Regions from separate parts of the Homo sapiens genome. Here region 2 is linked to region 1. A link is an interaction called in ENCODE POLR2A ChIA-PET data of the cell type or tissue named here. Cell type or tissue: GM12878. All regions are shown on one strand. Links, peaks and the distances in the headings refer to the core of each region. The heading gives the core; the rest is flanking DNA. Region 1 overlaps CYB5D2 (cytochrome b5 domain containing 2). Region 2 overlaps UBE2G1 (ubiquitin conjugating enzyme E2 G1).

The links. Peaks named below come from ENCODE experiments on the same cell type or tissue, not always from the same donor. Only the 100,000 strongest peaks of a DNase experiment are listed, where the experiment ranks them.
Region 2: POLR2A ChIA-PET joins it to region 1 with 10 read pairs; 2 of 35 experiments call an interaction of 5 or more read pairs at or near these places.

The regions. Positions count from the first base shown.
Region 1 is chr17:4,146,327-4,151,704 of GRCh38, reverse strand. It overlaps CYB5D2 (cytochrome b5 domain containing 2), which reads right to left. Exons shown (of 4, transcript NM_144611.4): 2 at 1,674-1,814. Among named protein-coding and RNA genes, the nearest start is that of CYB5D2, 5.8 kb to the right of the region's middle. In GM12878, for the core only: no CTCF peak of the experiment used is centred there; no DNase peak of the experiment used is centred there.
Region 2 is chr17:4,290,542-4,295,919 of GRCh38, reverse strand. All of the region lies in intron 3 of UBE2G1 (ubiquitin conjugating enzyme E2 G1), which reads left to right. Among named protein-coding and RNA genes, the nearest start is that of ANKFY1, 29 kb to the right of the region's middle. In GM12878, for the core only: no CTCF peak of the experiment used is centred there; a DNase peak (open chromatin) is centred at 2,169; H3K27ac peaks cover 655 bases.

The DNA.
Region 1 (5,378 bases), core at 256-5,255:
TTTTTTTTCTTTTTTTTTGAGACAGAGTCTCACTCAGCCACCCAGGCTGGAGTGTAGTGGTGCGATCTTGGCTCACTGCAACCTCCGTCTTCCAGGTTTAAGCAATTCTCCCGTCTCAGCCTCCTGAGTAGCTGGGATTACAGGCACCTGCCATCATGCCCGGCTAATTTTTGTATTTTAATAGAGACAGGGTTTCACCATGTTGGCCAGGCTGGTCTTGAACTCCTGACCTCAGGTGGTGATCCGCCCACCTCGGCCTCCCAAAGTGTTAGGATTACAGGTGTGAGAGACCACTCCTGGCTCTTATTCTTTTCTATTGGGTTTTCTTTTCTTTATTAACCCAGTAATGTTTCAACCTTGGTTTGGCAACTTCATTGGGAAAGGGAAGAACCCAGCCCTCTGAAGCGCAGGTGAGTAGAGGTCAGTGCCTTCGATGGTAGACAGGGTTATGGTCTCAAGACTGATCTTGGGCATACGAGAGAAAATGAAGAAAGGCGTGCTGCAGAGGCCCACAATGGATGGACACAAACTTTAGATATTATGAAAAAGCCATGATTGATTGGATGTGGAGGGAGCTGAGGTGTTAATAAAAATGCCAAGGTTCTCAGAAAAGGTAACTCAAGCAGTGATGACAGAAGCAGAAATTCAGAGGCATTAAGGAAAGAATTCTTCCAAGTTAGACCTGTTTCGATGGTGAAGTGATACTGGTGTTCCTCAGGAAGTCAGTCATGTCCAAGTAGGACTCCAGTGAGACGTGGGGGCTGCAGATAGATAGAAGAAAGGGCTACGGCCATCCCAGTTGTCAGTACTTGTGAAGCAATCTAGTGTTTAGTGTCTTTCGTTGAGGCTGGAGTGCAGTAGCGCAATCTCAGGTCACTGCAACCTCCATCTCCCGGGCTGAAGCGATTCTCCTGCCTCAGCCTCCTGAGTAGCTGGGAGTACAGGTGCGTGCCACCACGCCCAGGTAATTTTTGTATTTTTTAGTAGAGACAGGGTTTCACCATGTTGGCCAGGCTGGTCTTGAACTCCTGACCTCAAGTGATCCAACCGCCTCAGCCTCCCAAAGTGCTGGTATTACAGTCGTGAGCCACTGCGCCGGGCCTAGTGTTTAGAGTCTTTAACACTGCTTTAGGACACAGTTTGGTGTTGTCTCATTTGAGAAGCAAGTCCCTTATGTAGCATCAGTAAGTAGCAAGTGCAGTAACCTACACAGTGGTTTGATTAGCATAACTACCACCTGGGAGACAGCTCACTCACGAAGTTTGTCTCCTCCTAGAGGACCAAATAAAAGGGGATTTGTCGAAACACAAATTCAGGCTTCAAGCCCTTCTGGCTGTGTGCTGAAGCCAGATGCATCGAACACAGTGAGACAGGGAAGCTGCCCTTCTGGAGCTGGTTGTTCAAGGATGGTGCAAGCAACCACTGGCTATGGCGAAACTGAGGCCAAAGCAAGCAGCTTAGTAATCCTCTCCCAAGACTAAGAGTGGGGGAAGCAGGTGCCCATCCATCTCCTTCTGGGCGGCTCATCCCTATTCTAACGACCAGAATTTAAAGTAAAACAAATCCATGGCTGTTTTTCAGATTTTAAGCTTGAACCCAATCCCTAAAAAATCTCAGCCCCCTAAAAACACTGCAGACAACCAAATGAAATGTATGACCTATGGACGACTTACCAACACACACATAATTCTTCTCATAGAATGAAAGCCAATTGTGAAGTGTCAGCATCTCAGCGGCTGACAGGTCGGATACGTCATCCACGAGGCCTGCTTCAGAACAGTCCCCGGTCACGAAAGCTCTGGATGCGTCTCGGCCTGGAACAGAGATGTTTCCATCAGACCCAGGTGTAAACCACTGACACCATCCCCACTCAAGAATCTGTTTTCTTTCTTTTTCTTTTTTTTTTGAGACGGAGTCGCACTCTGTTGCCCAGGCTGGAGTGCAGTGGCATGATTTCAGCTCACTGCAACCTCTGCCTTCCGCTTTCAAGCCATTCTCCTGCTTCAGCCTCCAGAGTAGCGGGGATTACAGGCGCCCGCCACCACGCCTGGCTAATTTTTGTATTTTTTTAGTAGAGATGGGGTTTCACCATGGTGGCCAGGCTTGTCCTGACCTCAGGTGATCCGCCCACCTTGGCCTCCCAAAGTGCTGGGATTATAGGTGTGAGCCACCACGCCTGGCCAGAAACTGCTTTCTGAGAAACGTCTCTTGACAAGCCCTACTCCTTATCCCCAGGGAAATGGGGTCCCCACCACCTCCTCTGTGAAAGATGCTCCTAGACCTTGGACACACATCTCTTTGGCATTGGTCATATTCTTTCTTTTACCTTCGGCAAACTTTAACACAGCTGACCACTTCCCTTGGCCTGATTTTCCTCCTACTTCTCCAGCTCCTCACTGTCTACCAGCCTTAGGGGTCAATTACTGTCCACACCCTCACACTTGACAATCTCATCCACACCTGTGGTTTCAAAGCCCACCTACAGGCAAAGATAGCCACATCTGTATCTTTAGCTCAGATGTCTCCCAAGGCTCACACCTGTATATCCAACAACACTTAGACGTCTTACAGATATCACAAGATCAAAATGTTCACACTGGCTGGGCGTGGTGGCTAATGCTCATAATCCCAGCTCCTCAAGAAGCTGAATAAGGAGGACTGCTTGAGCCCAGGGGTTTGAGCTATGACCATGCCACTGCACTCCAGCCTGCGTGACAGGGTGAGACCCCATCTCTCTTAAAAAAAAAAAAAAAGTCCACATTGAAATAGTGATTATCAGCACCCTCACAGCCAGGAAACCTGTATCTACTCCAGTATTGCCTGTCTCAGTAAATGCCAACCAGTTGCTCAATCCAGGAATGCAGTTCTTTTTTTTTGTGCATGAGACGGAATTTTGCTCGTCGCCCAGGCTGGAATGCAAAGGCACAATCTTGTCTCACTGCATCCTCTGCCTCACGGGTTCAAGCGATTTGCCTGCCTCAGCCTCCCGAGTAGCTGGGACTACAGATGCGCACCAACATGCCTGGCTAATTTTTGTATTTTTAGTAGAGATGGGCCAGGCTGGTGTGGAACTCCTGACCTCCGGTGATCCACCCACCTTGGCCTCCGAAAGTGCCGGGATTACAGGTGTGAGCCACCGCATCCAGCCTGGGGAATGCAGTTCCCCATTTTTTTTTTTTTTTTTTTTTGAGACTGAGTCTCGCTCTGTTGCCCAGGCTGGAGTGCAATGGCGCAATCTCAGCTCAATGCAACCTCTACCTCCCGGGTTCAAGCCATTCTCCTGCCTCAGCCTCCTGAGTAGCTGGGACTACAGGTGCCCGCCACCACGTCCAGCTAATTTTTGTATTTTTAGCAGAGACGGGGTTTTGCCACGTTGGCCAGGCTGGTCTCGAACTCCTGACCTGAGGTAACGTTCCCGCCCTGCCCTCCCAAAGTGCTGGCATTAGAGGCGTGAGCCACCATGCCCAGCCTGCAGTTCCTAACACTTCCTTCATCCCTCACATCCAGTCTCCAAGTCCTGTTATTTTCTGCCTAAGCAGTGTTCTTGTGTCAGTCTGCCTGTCTCCACCCACATCTAAGCAAGCCCAGGCTGCCATCCTTTCTCACCTGAACTCCTACAGCAAACCTCAAGGAAGCCCTCCCTGCATTCATTCTTGCCCCACCAATCTGCTCTTCATACCACACTCAACTGATACTTTAAACACAAACTGATCACATCATTCTCCTGCCAAAGAATCCTCAGAGGCTTCCCTCTGTTCTATGAGAATGTCCAAATTCCTTAACACGTCATTCATTGTCCTGCACCAGCTGCCACCAACGCTGCCTTGCCAAATTTCTGTTTGTTTGTTTTTGAGACAGAGTTTCGCTCTTGTTGCCCAGGCTGGAGTGCAATGGCACAATCTCGGCTCACCGCAACCTCTGCCTCCCAGGTTCAAGCAATTCTCCTGCCTCAGTCTCCTGAGTAGCTGGGATTACAGGCATGCGCCACCATGCCCGGCTAATTTTGTATTTTTAGTAGAGATGGGGTTTCTCCATGTTAGTCAGGCTGGTTTCGAACTCCCAAACTCAGGTGATCGGCCCACCTTGGCCTCCCAAAGTGCTGGGATTACAGGCGTGAGCCACCACACCTGGCCACTGCCACGTTCTTTATTGTTCACTTTGCTCCCTTCCTCTCCTCCTCTTCAAATCGGTTACAGCCTCTGGTAACACCAGTACTTTTCCTTTTAACACTTTTCACAAAAATAATACATTAATTGTGTAATATCTATTTAATATCTATTTAATGTCTGTCTTTTCTACTAGTAAGTTTTATCAGGTAAGACAACACACCAAACTCATTTACTATGGATTCCCCAGTGTCTGGTACAGTGCCTGATCTTTAGTAAATTCCCAGTAAATATCAAACGAATTAAATACATAGTTTTTTTCTTTTTTGAGATAGAGTCTCGCTGTATCGCCCAGGCTGGAGTGCAGTGGTGCGATCTTGGCTCACTGCAACCTCTGCCTCCTCGGTTCAAGGGATTCTTCTGTCTCCAACTCCCAAGTAGCTGAGACTACGGGCATGGACCACTGTGCCCAGCTCACACAAACATTTGTACATGAATGTACATAGTGGCATTATTTATAACAGGCAAAAAAAGTAGAAAGAAACCAAAAATCCATCAACTGATAGATAAAATGTGGTATATCCATATTATTAGAATTATAGTATCTATAGAATATTTTCAGCCATAAAGGAATAATGCACTGCTACATGCTGGTACACCATGGATGAACCCTTAAAACATGATGCTAGGTGAAAGAAGCCAGACACAAAAGGCCACACGTATGACTCCATGAAATGCCCACAATAGGCCAATCGACAGGAAAAGAAAGTAGATAGTGGTTGGCAAAGGAAGGAATAAGGAGTGACTGCTAATAGATAAGAAGTTTCTTTCTGGGGTGAGAAGAATGTTCTAGAGTTAGTGGTGACATTTTTACAAATTTCTGGCTATACTAAAAAAAAAAACCCACCGGGCCAGGCGCGGTGGCTCAGGCCTGTAATCCCAGCACTTTGGGAGGCTGAGGTAGGCAGATCACGAGGTCAGGAGATCGAGACCATCCTGGCTAACACAGTGAAACCCCGTCTCTACTAAAAATACAAAAACTTAGCCAGGTGTGGTGGTGGACGCCTGTAGTCCCAGCTACTCGGGAGGCTGAGGCAGGAAAATGGCATGAACTCAGGAGGCGGAGCTTGCAGTGAGCCAAGATTGCGCCACTGCACTCTAGCCTGGGCGACAGAGTGAGACTCCATCTCAAAAAAACAAAAAAAACACTGAATTTTGGCTCATACCTATAATCCCAGCACTGTGTGAGACCTAGGCAGGTGGATCACATGA
Region 2 (5,378 bases), core at 261-5,260, 140 kb before region 1:
AGTGATGACATTGACTTTTTTTACTTAAAGAAGAGCTACCACTTCAAATCCACACGGTGGCAGTTCTCCTGCCTAGCCAGCTGCCACTGGACTCTCTCCCCTGTATATAAGCCCCCAATAACTACGTCTTATTTAAAAATTAAAAAAAAAATTCTCTATAAAGTAAAATAAAGTCCCCAAAGTTTAGGCCAGATAAGCTATATTTATAAAACAGTCTCTCTGAACTTTTGGCTTTGTTTTGTATGATAGAACTTGCAGAGATTTCTTTTCTAATTATTTTGACTATGTAATCAGAGTTGTCTCTTTAGGCTATTATACTAATTTGCATTTGGCTTCGCATCATCAAGACTTCTGGGTGCAGGGAATAGAAACATATAGATTAGTTTAAGCTGGAATCAGCGAGACAGGAATGAATGATTGAATGAAGTTAAACAAGGATTTATCGGAAGGATATGGAATACGTAATAGAAGCCAAGGCTTGAAAACCAGATGGGCATTAGGAGAGACTGGAACTGGCAAATGGAGAACTACTGGGAGCCAAGGGACTTAGCGTATTTTATTGCATCTAAGGCAGCAGTGATCGTAAAAGATAGTGATTTTTCCTACCAGTAAGAAGAGGAAAATATCTCTAACAGTTGATGGCAGAATGCATTAACCGTATTCCTGCATGATGCGGGCATGCATGAATGGGTGACGCTTGCCTCTTGTGCTTTGGCTTTTCTTTTATCTCTTCCTAGGCTTTCGACAGTTTCTTCTACCTTCACTTGCATTACTTGATTATAATAGGCAATCGTTTTGCACCTATTTCGAAGATGTAACAGATTCTGAATGTTGGCTTCACCACAGACTAGCTGTGTAACTCTAGGCAAACCCTGTTGGAGCCTTAAGCTAGCTAGCTTGCCTTCCTCCCTCCCTCCGTCTCTCCTTCCCCCACTCTGCCCCTCCTTTTCCCCTTCTCTCCCTCTCTCGCTCCCTCCCTCCCTCACGTACGTTTCTCCCATTCCGTCCTTTTTTTCTAAGACAGGGTCTCACTCTGCCACCCAGGCTGCAGTGCAATGGCATGATCACAGCTCACTGCAGCCTTGACCTCCTGGGCTCAAGTGATCCTCCCAAGTAGCTGGGATGACAGGGACACGCCACCACACCCAGCTAATTTTTGTTTTTTTTTGTAAAGACGGGGTTTCACCATGTTGTTGGCCAGGCAGGTCCTGAACTCCTGGGCACAAGTGATCTGCCCACTTTGTCCTCCCAAAGTACTGGGATTACAGGCATTAGCTACCACGCCAGGCCTATGTTTTCTATCTGTGAAAATTAGATGAAAACATACATGTAAGCAAATACATGGGAGACTTCCCTTCTGGTAAAAAGAAAGAGAGCAATCACCTAGGTAGTTTAAGAGGACAGCTGATAAAATGGTGGTGTGTTTTGTTTTAAGGTTGAAGAGACTTTTTTTTCTTTTCTTTTCTTTTCGTTTCTTTCTTTTTTTTTTTTTTTTTTTTTTTTTGAGACGGAGTCTCACTGTCTCGCCCAGGCTGGAATGCAGTGGGACTATCTTGGCTCACTGCAACCTCTGCCTCCTGGGTTCAAACGATTCTCTTGCCTCAGCCTCCTGAGTAGCTGGGATTACAGGTGTCCACTACCACGCCTGGCTAATTTTTGTATTTTTAGTAGAGTCGGGGTTTCACCATGTTGGACAGGCTGGTCTTGAACTCCTGACCTCATGTGATCTGTCTGCCTCAGCCTCCCAAAGTGCTGGGATTATAGGCGTGAGCCACGCGCCTGGTCTTAGATGGAATTTTGAATGAAGATGATGCTTGGCTTGAACTTCATTCTTTAGGCTGTGAGGACTCATTTAATTCATGACATTTAAAGCTGTACATATTGTCATGACAAAAAGAGAAAATGACAAAAAATAAAAAAGCTATGTAATAGGTTTCTCTTATATTTTCCTTCTTGAAAGATTACACTCATAGAAGATTGGAAGGGGAAGTCAGAGAGATAGCAGGGAGGTAGAGCATTTTAGCAATAATTTGAGTAAAAAACAATAAAAACTTGAACTAAGAATAGTGTTGCAGGAAGGGTAATTTAGTTTCTTTGACTTGACTGCCAGAGGTGAATGGTAAAGGAGAAGTAAGAGTTTAGGATTGACTGGCCATTTACAAAAATAATTATAGAGTGAAAACCATAATGAAATACCACTTTTTACCCACTAGGATTCCTATAATCAAAAAGATAATAACAAATGTCAATGAGGAAGTAGAGAAATTAGAACTCCCATGCACTACTGGCAAGAAGGTAAATGGTGCGGGTGTTTGGAGAAGAGCCTGGCAGTCCTCAAAAGGTTAAGCATAGTTACCATAGGACCCTGCACTTCCATCCTAGGAACCTAACCAAGAAAACTGAAACACATGTCCAGAAAAACTCGAACACGAGTGTTCACAGCAGCATTTATTATTCATAACAGCCAAAAAGTAGAAACAGCCCAAATGTCTATCAGCTGATAAATAGAAAAACAAAATGTGGACCCATATAACGGAATATTATTTGGCAATAAAAAGAAATGAATTACATGATATTGTTTTCTAAAGAAAAGAAAGAAATGAAGTAGTGATACTTGCTACAACATAGATGAACCTTGGAAACATTATATTAAGTGAACAAAGTCAGTCGTAAAAGGTGACATAGTGTACGATTCCCTTTATATGAAATGTCAAGAATAGACAAATCCATAGAGACCGAAAGTAGGTTAGTGGTTCCCTACTGCTGGAGGGGAGGTGGGGGGGATTGAGGAATGGTTGCTAACTGGTACTGCGTTTCATTGTAGGGTGAAAAAATACTCTAAAATTGATTGTGGTATTGATTGTACAACTCTGTAGACATACTAGACAGAAACCATTAAATCGTGCTTTTCAAATAGGTGAATTGTATAGTAGGTGAGTTATAGAGATGTTATAAAATTATTATAGGGGAATAGTTTTATGTGACTGACCTTACATATATTCAGCTTTTCTTGAGGTATACTTGCTACACCCAGTTAGATAATTAGTTAAACCAGTCCAGGGTTCAGCAATGAGCTTAAGGGCCTTGGAAGTTACTGTATCAGGATGATAGATAACATGATAATGAATGGGTTAGTTTTCCTACGGAAAATATAGTTAATGTTGGAGATTAGGATAACATCAAAAGTCAAATTAAGGAAAATGAAAACTAGAAAGTGACTGAGAGAATGTTCAAGAACCAGGGGAAAACAAGAGTACCACAGATGCCAGGGGAGGAAAATGTATCCAGCAAAGTGTTGTCACAGTATTAGTTGTCTTGGCCCAGAGGGGTGACTTCAGGTAGCTGAAAGTACCCAGGAGAATAAATATGCTATCCAGACCACTTGTGGACACAGTTGTAGCATCCTGCTAGGGAGAAGCCAGTTTCTAGGAGAATAAAGGAATACCTGAGTAGTAAGTAAATAGAGAAGATGAGGGTAAATCAGTTTTTCAGAATTTTAGGTGCATGGCCTCAAGAAAAAGGAGGTAGCTAGAAGTATATGCATTGTTTAGGCAGCTTAGTTTTGTTTGTTTGGTTTTGGTTTGGGTTTTTTTTTTTTTTTTTTTGAGACAGAGTCTCACTCTGTCGCCCAGGCTGGAGTGCAGTGGCTCACTGCAACCTCCGCCTCCCAGGTTCAAGCAATTCACCTGCCTCAGCCTCCCGAGTAGCTGGGATTACAGGTGCGTGCCACCAAGCCCGGCTAATTCTTGTATTTTTATTAGAGATGGGTTCACCATGTTGGCCAGGCTGGTCTCGACCTCAGGTGATCCGCCCGCCTCAGCCTCCCAAAGTGCTGGGATTACAGGCCAGCCATACATTACAGTGGGCCGAGCCACTGTGCCCGGCCCAGGTAGCTTAGTTTCATCTCTAATGAACACTGAAATGAAAGAAAAAAGTAACAAGCAAAAATTATATGGGGAAAACTAAGAAACACCGTGGCAAGAGGAAAGTAAACATTAAGTACATAACTGGCTAAAGGATAAGAACAGACATTTCACAAAAGAGGAAGGACATACAGGTTATATCCATGGAAAGTTGTCACCCCAAAAGCATTTAGAAAAGTGAATTAAACCAGATGTTATATATGAAATTTAAACAGCATCAATAAAGGAAAATGTTCATCCTGAGGAGGCAATGAAATGGCCATCTCAGATTGCTGATGGCAGTATAAATTGATACAATCCTTTAAAATATGGTTTGATAATAGGTATTAAGCCTAAAAATCTTCTCATTCTAAAATAAATGGTATGTTTAAAATGACATGAGAAGGTTAAAAATGTAAAGATCCTGGATTAGTGATAACTTGATTTTTTTTAAAAAGGAAAATGGATCTTATATAGTGGTGGTAGAATTCTGTACACATATTTAATAGCATGTTTTTAAAGAAAAATGACTTGGAAAAAATCCTTATTACACAGTAAGTACAGAAAACATTGTAAAATAGTAATACTCTATGAAATTTTTATGCTGAATTTTGTAGTGTTACAAGTTTTGATGTTATTCCTTTTTTTTTTTTTTTTTTGAGATGGAGTTTCGCCCGTTGCCCAGGCTAGACTGCAGTGGTGTGATGTTGGCTCATGGCAACCTCTGCCTCCCGGCTTCAAGCAATTCTCCTGCCCCAGCCTCCCAAGTAGCTGGGATTACAGGCATGTGCCACAACAGCCAGCTAATTTTGTATTTTTAGTAGAGATGGGATTTCTCCATGTTGGCCAGGCTGGCCTCAAACTCCTGACCGCAGGTGATCTGCCCTCCTCGGCCTCCCAAACTGTTGGGATTACAGGCGTGAGCCACCACGCCCGGCCCTCGGTGTTATTCTGGCCCTGATTCTATTTTAGTAAATAGATTTTACTAGCAGATAGGGATGGGTTGGGAAGAGGAACCTTAATTATAGAAAACCTCATACATAAAACATTGAAGGCACGGGCCTTGCCTGTCATATATTCACTGCTGTACTTCTCTGTCAGATGTGTGCCTGGCATGCAGTAGGCATTGAAAAAGTATTTGTCGGCCAGCGCAGGGGCTGTTTCCTGTAATCCCAGTTTGGGACCAGCCTGGGCAATATAGTAAGACTATATCTCTACCAAAAAAAAAAAAAAAAAAAGCCAGGAATGGTGCCATGTGCCTATGGTCCCAACTACTTGGGAGGCTGAGGTGGGAGGATCACTAGAGCCCAGGAGTTTGAGACCAGCCTGGGCAACATAGTGAGACCCCCATCTCTACCAAAAAAAAAAAAAAAGTCAGGTTAGCCAGGCATCATGCCATGTGCCCATGGTCCCAGCTACTTGGAGGGCTGAGGCAGGAGGATCGTTTGAGCCTGGGAGGTCAAGGCTGCATAGAGC